Linked DNA regions of Homo sapiens: all the other regions are linked to region 1. A link is a contact called in ENCODE Hi-C or POLR2A ChIA-PET data. All regions are on one chromosome and are shown on one strand. Each heading gives the region's core, a stretch centred on a gene start or an enhancer-like site at or near the end of the contact. The rest is flanking DNA. Distances are from core to core; before and after follow the strand shown.

Evidence for each region. Hi-C counts contacts between places; a loop is a spot of excess contacts on that map. ChIA-PET counts read pairs that join two places held with the same protein, here RNA polymerase II (POLR2A). Pooled maps may share reads with other maps.
Region 2: a loop to region 1 is called in a map with no recorded cell type, with 8 times the contacts of the local background. The contact joins two enhancer-like sites. A Hi-C loop is called at or near these places in 4 of 168 maps with a recorded cell type or tissue (CD4-positive, alpha-beta memory T cell, GM12878, colonic mucosa and 1 more), 29 of 37 single-sample maps with no recorded cell type and 13 of 50 pooled maps. POLR2A ChIA-PET finds 5 or more read pairs at or near these places in 6 of 52 experiments (CD4-positive, alpha-beta memory T cell, CD8-positive, alpha-beta T cell, T-cell and 3 more).
Region 3: a loop to region 1 is called in a map of CD8-positive, alpha-beta T cell, with 2.5 times the contacts of the local background. The contact joins two enhancer-like sites. A Hi-C loop is called at or near these places in 1 of 168 maps with a recorded cell type or tissue (CD8-positive, alpha-beta T cell) and 7 of 50 pooled maps. POLR2A ChIA-PET finds 5 or more read pairs at or near these places in 1 of 52 experiments (activated naive CD4-positive, alpha-beta T cell).

The regions. Positions count from the first base shown.
Region 1 is chr4:148,043,082-148,045,781 of GRCh38, forward strand. The region is part of intron 19 of ARHGAP10 (Rho GTPase activating protein 10); the gene reads left to right. Among named protein-coding and RNA genes, the nearest start is that of MIR4799, 260 kb to the left of the region's middle. Within about 2 kb of position 1,323, at least 5 of the 41 ENCODE cell types and tissues checked have a DNase peak (open chromatin) inside an H3K27ac peak, as active enhancers do.
Region 2 is chr4:147,942,235-147,944,934 of GRCh38, forward strand. The region is part of intron 14 of ARHGAP10 (Rho GTPase activating protein 10); the gene reads left to right. Among named protein-coding and RNA genes, the nearest start is that of MIR4799, 160 kb to the left of the region's middle. Within about 2 kb of position 1,282, at least 2 of the 41 ENCODE cell types and tissues checked have a DNase peak (open chromatin) inside an H3K27ac peak, as active enhancers do.
Region 3 is chr4:148,169,629-148,172,328 of GRCh38, forward strand. All of the region lies in intron 4 of NR3C2 (nuclear receptor subfamily 3 group C member 2), which reads right to left. Among named protein-coding and RNA genes, the nearest start is that of NR3C2, 270 kb to the right of the region's middle. Within about 2 kb of position 1,288, at least 3 of the 41 ENCODE cell types and tissues checked have a DNase peak (open chromatin) inside an H3K27ac peak, as active enhancers do.

The DNA of each region.
Region 1 (2,700 bases), core at 73-2,572:
TAAAACCAGGTTATAAAACCAGTATATGATGGCGAAATGCAAAATTGATGGCTGCAGACAGCTCTGAGAAAGGAGAAAAGAATCAGGAGAGGAGGGGTTTGGCAAGTACCTTGTGGGAGTTAAATCTGAGGATGCTGCAAGGAAGTCATTTTCTCTTCTAATCGGCGGTAGTTCATTTTCCAGAGTGTCTTAGAGTCTGTTCATAAATCCTTTGGTACCATTTTTGTTCACTCACTGGAACAACCTTTTTACCCAGAGGTGATTTGTCTGTTTGTAGATGCCTGTTAAAGGGTAACACCTAAGGGAAGAGATTGTGTGATCACTCAGAAGAAATGATAGGTGAAAAATAATGAGTGTATCTGACTTTAATTCTCAATTTTAAGTTAGCTTTGTGGGATTTAAAATCTTTATTCCCAGCCAGGGGTGGTGGCTCATACTTGTAATCCGAACACTTTGAGAAGTCAAGACAGGAGAATCACTTGAACCTAGAAGTCCGAGACCAAGCTGGACAACATAGGGAGACCCTCTCTCTAATATATATATATATATATATATATATATATATATATATTTTAGGTGTATAAATATAGATATGTAAGTATATAGGAAAAATGTATAAGGAAAAATGTATATGCATTTTTCATATATATATGTGTATATATATGTATATATGTATATATATGTGTATATATATGTATATATATATGTATATATATATGCATTCATTCCAGAAGTTGTTGAACATAGAATATTTTTTAAGTTTTATTATTTTCATAGTAGTTAAAAAATGCTAATTTGATTTTTGGTTAACTAAAGTTTCAGAAATGGTTGTGAGTATTTAATGTTTGTGTACCTGATGATTTATTCTCCCTCAAATTCAGTGATTCTCTCAAGTAGGTAAGCTCATTCCTGAACAGTGAAGGAGGAAGGAACTCTATACACTTGGAAAGTAGGGTGAAGTGTCTTCTCCTTTGATCAGGCTGTGTCAACATTCCCTTCTACCAATGTTATTTTCACTTGAGGGTTCAAATTGCCACTGTTTGGCAGGAAGGAAGAGAGAACTCTCTTAATAGAATGTGATTTAATATGTTGAATGACAATTTGTGCTGTGTCAGTCTGCTTGGGAAAAGGATTAGAGGCAGTGTAAATGATCTGCTCTATCTGGTTGTAAAAACATTTCAGGCATCTTTCAAAAGTAACATTAAACCCCTGGTCTCCAGTTCCCCAAAGTTGCTTCTCATTGACAGGTTTCTCTCGGTAGGAGTAAGTCAGGGAATAAACCGGTCCCAGACTCTCCTTTGCTGCTTCTGCCATGTCATGCCTTGCCCAACTGTCAGGGCACACAGCCCAGGGAGGACTGAGGGCCTGGGTCCAGCCTCCTGCAGCCAGGGAGCTGCTGGCATCTGACTTGCTGTGAAGGTGATCCTGTTCTGCTTCAGAACTGATGACAGTTTGCTATGTCTAGCTGAGCACTGAGGGCAGCCGTCATGCCAGGTCAATGTTCAGGTTTACTCTGGACTCCGTTCTGGGGTTCCATTTGAGATTCTCTTAATTTTGAGGGGAGTCATTGCTCATGATGAATGAAAGACACAGGGAGGGGCTGGGGAAAGCTGGAGGCCAGCCCCTCGCGTCACTTGGGCTCTTTCACAGAAAAGAACTGGACGGAGTTGAGCTCGCTGGGCACAGGGGATGATGTGGTCTTTGTTCCAAAGTGGATGGATCCCAGAAAGAAAATACATTAAAAGGAAATCATAGCAGTGGTCTACCAGTGGGTTTTGGTCCATTTGCCTGAAAATTGGCCCTTCTATTGGCGCTGAGTTTCTCCAATTAGCTAAACGTTTTTTGTGGTGAAGCGCTGTGGAAAAAGTGGCTTCACTGAAAGAGCAATCATAGTCTTCTAGACTTTATAAATAGACTCAGACAAGAAGAACTGCCCTGTGGAGATACGGTTCATCTCTTGCTCAGCCATCTCCCCCACCCTCCCCGGGAACACACTTATGAAATAAAGAGCTCAGAAAACTCTTCCTTGGAGTTTCAGTGGTACAGTTGGTTAGTGTGCAGCACTTAAACAGAAACCTCTTCTTAACAGAATGTTCTGCACAGTGTCCTCCAGGGGTCCCCCTCAATACTCACCATAAACAATTTCTTCTTCCAGCCATCACCACCATCTCTAACTCCTGCTTGTCTGGATTCAGTTGTTCTAGATCTCCATTTCTGAGATTTTCTCTCTTAACCCTTAGTTGTAAGCTGGGTCAGGAGTCAATAATAATTATTTTGTACAATCAGTTTTCAAGATTCCCCTGGAGTCTGGGGAGCTAGCTTAATCAGAGCCTGGAATTTCTCTTATGCTTCGTTTTTAGGAGAATTGAAATCCATCTGGCTGGGTGCAGTGGCTCACGCCTGTAATCCCAGCAATTTGGGAGGCTGAGGCAGGCGGATCACCTGAGGTCAGGAGTTCGAGACCAGCCTTAACATGAAGAAACCCTGTCGCTACTAAAAATACAAAATTAGCCGGGCGTGGTGGTGCATGCCTGTAATCCCAACTACTCGGGAGGCTGAGGCAGGAGAACTGCTTGAACCTGGGAGGCGGAGCTTGCGGTGAGCCGAGATCGCGCCATTGCACTCCAGCCTGGGCAGCAAGAACGAAACTCCATCTCAAAAAAAAAAAAAAAAAAAAAAAAAAAGAAATCCATCTAAGAT
Region 2 (2,700 bases), core at 32-2,531, 100 kb before region 1:
TGTAGAAATGGGAAATAATTTAATTTTTAAGTATTTGAGAAACAGTCCCAAGCCATGTACTATTTTTTGAGGAGAGCTGCCATTTATCCAATTCTCTGTAGTTCTTGAGAGCTAATTATTTACTTTAGAATTTTTTATTGCCATTTTTACACAAAGTACTTTGTATTGTTTGTTAAAGTGTTTTAAGTCTTATTTAAATACTCATGTAAAAGTTTATAATGATTTCTAAAAGGGTATATGCTTAATCTCTTGCATGTTTTTTCACTTGTCTCTTTTTTCTGGTATGTTTTTTCCCTTCATATTTCATATTAAAATAGCAAAATGTTTCTTTCCACTATCCTTCTCTCCGTCCTCCTTCTCCTGCCCCTTTGTTCCCTCCTTATCCTCTTTATTCTCTCCCCCTTCTTTCCTTCTCCCCTAATTCCCAGCTGGCATGAAATAGCAATGACATTGACCATAGAAAACTGTCTAAATAGAGAGGCAGTTATTCTCCTCGAGGCCAGGTAAAGGAGCAGGCAGCTGCCTTCCTCCATCCGGTGATGAGAGGGTATTCTTAGTTGTCTTCCCCTCTGGGAGCCTAAGGCAGCTATCCGCTGGATTTCCAGCAGCCTCTAAGCCTTTCCCTGGACCAAGCTTCTTAAGCTGCTGAAAGAACATGCCCATATAAGCAGATGCCTGCCTTTTTCTTCCCCTTTGCAGCCTCTAAGACAGGGCGCACAGATTTGGTAGAAGTTGTTATTGTTTTTGTAAAGTAGAAACTTAGCACAGTTTGGAAAGGCAGGGAGAAATATCAGATGAGTTGTCTTTAGGTGAGTCATGGTTTTTTAGTAAATGGAGTGAGAATGTAAAATATCAATTACAATAGTTCATGGTAGATTAGAACTGATACGAGGTAGAATTGTTATACATTCTTCCTTCTTCCCTACTTTAGTTTAAAACATCAGAGTGGAAGAAGAGGAAATTGTGAGAAAATGTGGTAGTAGTTTGTGTGGTCTGGTGAGCTCAGTGGTTAATTCTAAATCTGATTTGCAAGAAGGGCTGGATGACCTTATTTTCACACATAAAACCACAGAAAACAAGAAATGAGAAGAGTTTTACTTGAAAACCATTACCTTGTTTCCTTTGTAGGACAGCTTTGTTGCATAGATTGGGGAAAAAAGTGAACTAACGTAGCTGAAAAGTATAAAACATATTTTCAAAATTCATCCATTCACTGTGCTTTTTCAAGTACTTTAAAATTGGACCTAAGTCAGTGTTGAGTAGGGTGCTAGCAGCTGCATAAAATTGCACTTTGCATTTAGGTTGGACTGCAGATTTTCAGTTTCAAAAAAATGACCAGTGGTTACGTAAGCGTGAAACATTCACCCAAATAAAAAGTCAACTCTTTTTATCTGTGCTTGTTAGTTTAGATTTTTAACAAACCCATAAAGTGTCCTTCCTTGGTCAGAAAGGAAGCAAATTGTTTTTATCTTTCTTATGGTAGAACATGTATTCTGAATGAACCCTCCAAATGTATTTTCACATTTGAATCCCAAATAATTATTAAATTCTGCCTAGTCCCAGTGCATTCACTGATTCTAAAGGACTGCTAGGGATGATTGAGCTATTTGAAAACAGTGAAAATTTAAGAGAGAATTAGTAACATAGACACTGTGTAGTCATTTGCTTCTGATGTGACAGCTGCTTTTTATTCCATGAATTTAGAATGATGGCTTATTTTTCCATAGACAGAATATGATTCTCAAAATACGGAATCATAATTTGGTAGAAAGCTGGAAATAAAAGATTTCCTTTAGAAGCCTCTTGGATTTTAAAAAGGTGGTTTGCTGGTAGCAAGTTGATTGAAAATGTTATCTGACTTGTATGTTAAAACGAGATTTAAATAATTGATTTAATGAGAGAGAGAATATTCAGTTACTGAAGTAATTGGTTGGCAAAGTCTTTAGAACAGAATTATTTAGTCCTAGTTATAAAGGATTGCACCTTTAATCAGGGGGCTTAATTTGATTTCTTGAATGTATCTGTGGCTTGTCTGACAAGCTCAGTAACAAATGAGTTCAGAATTGTAGGAACTGATCAAAATGTAATCAGTGTCAATTGCCATTGTTGTAGTTTATTGCATATTGCTGTCAGTTGCTGTAATCAAGAAATGTTGAAGTGCTTTAAAAGTCTTCAGACCTTTGAGTAATTGACCTCATATGTATGATGCTATGCCTGTGAAATAACCATCACTTCCTGTTTTACTTTATCTTCAGAAAGTTTCAGCCCAACATTGAGTTGTCATCCACCCTTCATCATCCCAAGCCTAAAACTTTTTAAGTAGCATGCACGACTTAATGTGGTGGTACCATTTTGACAGGTTTTTCTTTTTAGTGTTTTTAAAAAGGAAATGCTAACAAGATGTTGCCTTCTCTATGAAGACAAATACAGTATAAGGGAGGGAAAAAACCCTGAAACAACGAGGTTTTTTTTGGTCTTAGTTAAGACATCATCGTGGAGTGAGGGAGAAATAGTCTTTTCCATGAACCTCTTACTTTCTCCTTTGCATAGTAGGTGTGTAGAAAACCAGGCAAATTGATATTGATGGCTCAATATCATTCGTCGTAACCCATTTCCTGCCTCCTCCCTTTGGGTAGGTACCATCACTGCTTGCTTATACTTTTCAGTGACTCAGCAGTGGCAATAACCTGCTACGTTTAA
Region 3 (2,700 bases), core at 38-2,537, 130 kb after region 1:
GCTTAATAAAAGTAATGGGATATAACTGAGAAATTCAAATGATAAAAGATCTAAACAATGATGAAACACATAAAGCCAAAGACTATGAAAACAGAGATGATCATATTTCTTCTCAAACTCTGGTCAATGGGTGATCTTCCTTATAATCGCCTCAGGGCTTACTCAAGATGCAGAATCTTGGGCTGCCCAAAGTACACATGGCAGAGTATCTACAAGTGGAGGCTGGGAGTCTTCATTTTTAACAAACTTCCCATGTGATTTTTCCTGCACTTTAGAATTGAGAACTATCAACCTAAAGGTTCTGAATGAGATTACAGAAAGCAGGAGAAAGAGAGAAACTGAGAAAAGATTATTTGTTAACAGGAAGGAAGAGAGGGAGGGAGGGAAAGGACAGATATTAAAAATTCGGTCTACACCATGGTTTCTCAACTTCATTGACATTTTGGGGTGGATAATTCTTTGTGTAGAAATGGTCCTGTGTATTGTACAGTGTTAGCAGCATTCCTGGCCCTCTACCCAAAAGATGCCAGTAGCAATCCCCAACCTCCAATTGTGACAATAAAAAATATTTCCAGACTTTGCCAAATGTCCCTTCCAGGGGTAAAATCACCCCTGGTTGAGATTCACTGGTCTATACTAAGGAAGTTGTTAAAGCAAGAATAGTGAACTAGAAAGATCATGAAATATCTTGGGTATATAAAAAACAATCAAATGAAAACTGAAATAAGAAGCATGCTAATTCATTATGCTCCTAAAGTTAGTTTCCTTAATAACAGAAGTCATAAACTCAAAAGTGAACTCAGCATAATAAAAAAATTCATTTTCATCTTTCAAAATTTAGCATATTTCACACAAACATTTGCACTTCTGACACTGCTTGAAAAAAAATTTTTTTTGAATCTGGCAATACCTGCAACAAATAGGCCTAGGCCTGAAACTGGCCACTCCCTTTGGCATGGCAACAAACAGCTCGACCTGGACTGGCCACTCCCCTTCGATGGAGCATTCACTTCCTACCCCCATGCTTTATAGATGGGTGAATTCTATAAAAATATTCCATAAATATGTCATGGGTATTGTAAGAGATTGGAATATGTTTTAAATATGTTTATTTAAAACTTACATTTAGTTTCCTAGACGCCAAAGTCTTAGTAGTAGGGCCACACTTTTAATCTACAAACATAATTTACAAGAAACACAAGCACAAGTACACAGTCCACTAGAGAAATATCCAAAGTTTAGTGTAATCATAATATCAGGTTTATTATCACAAGACATGGCCAAGTACCCTGCCACACCCAAAGGGTGTATGTACTGACTGACAAGCACATATCCTGAATGTTATTACACTCATAAAAAAATGAGTAATGACTGGTTGATCTCAACATTCACACTCAAATCAAAATTCAAACTGGGATTTCCACAACAGGCTTCCTTACTAGCCATCCGTTAAAAAGAATATTTGTTCCTGTGACAGAACAGGGCTTCCCCTAAATGCACACTTCCTTCAGCTGTGTTGCTGCTACTGGTCCCCAAGCGTCGACTTCCTGCTGACACCACCTGGAGGTAAAAAGGTCCACACCCCTAGGTTTATGGTCTATGTCTCATCTTTGAAAGTTGCACCTCTTTCCCTATTCCATGCCAATTTAAGTGCACAATTAAACATGACTGCAATGTGAAGGAATTTCCAGGTATGAGCTCTACAGAGTTACTTCAATCACGAGTGCAGCTTCACACTCCCCAGTTATCTAGGCACACATTTTTATCAGGGATGAATGCCTTATAGCAGTGGTTCCCAACCTTTTGGGCACCAGGGACTGGTTTTGTGGAGGACATTTTTTCCTTGGACAGCGATGGGGAGGATGGTTTTGGGATGAAACTGTTCCACCTCAGATCATCGGGCATTATATTCTCATAAGAAATGCACAACCCAGATCCCTTGAATGTGCAGTTCACAATAGGGTTCGTGCTCCTATGAGAATCTAATGTGGCTGCTGATCTGACAGAAGGCGGCACTTGCCCATCACTCACCTCCTGCTGTGCGGCCCAGTTCCTAACAGGTCAGGGACCCAGTATTGCTGCCTTATAGGTCCTGCCTGATAATGCTCTCTTTTTTCAGCTGGAAGGCTTCTCTATTTCCCAGAGGTGGAGCTACACCACTGTCTTTGTGTTCACGGTCTTAAACACAGCACTGCTTATTTCCACTCTACTCAAGTGGCCACCCAGACAAGGGCTGAGGCTTCCTGTCAATCTTGAAGTTCCTGGGAAGACAGGTGTTCCTCCCACCTGAAATCAGTACAGATTCCTGACTCTGACCTTGGATTACATGTATTCTAGAAACTATGGAATCCAATAATAATTTAGTTGATAATCCCTGGGAGTTTACTGCACTAAGCTCCTCAACTAAACCTTTCATCTTAACCTACTCGTGTCGGGTTTGCTTCATTCTTGGTTTTCTTTTCTTTCTATTACCTCTTATTCTTTGTGTTTTTACATTTGTCTCGGGGGCTTATTTGTCCCTCCTTTACTGTAAGTCAACTCATCCTAATTTTCTTTTACCTTAAACCTAATGAGGTTCAAAGTTCACTACAAACCATCAAACCAGGATTGAAATTCCTGCCTTAACAGCAGCAACAGCTATCCCAACACCCCATTGTCTTCCATTCTGGTGACAAAAATTTTAGTTAAGTAAGCATAATC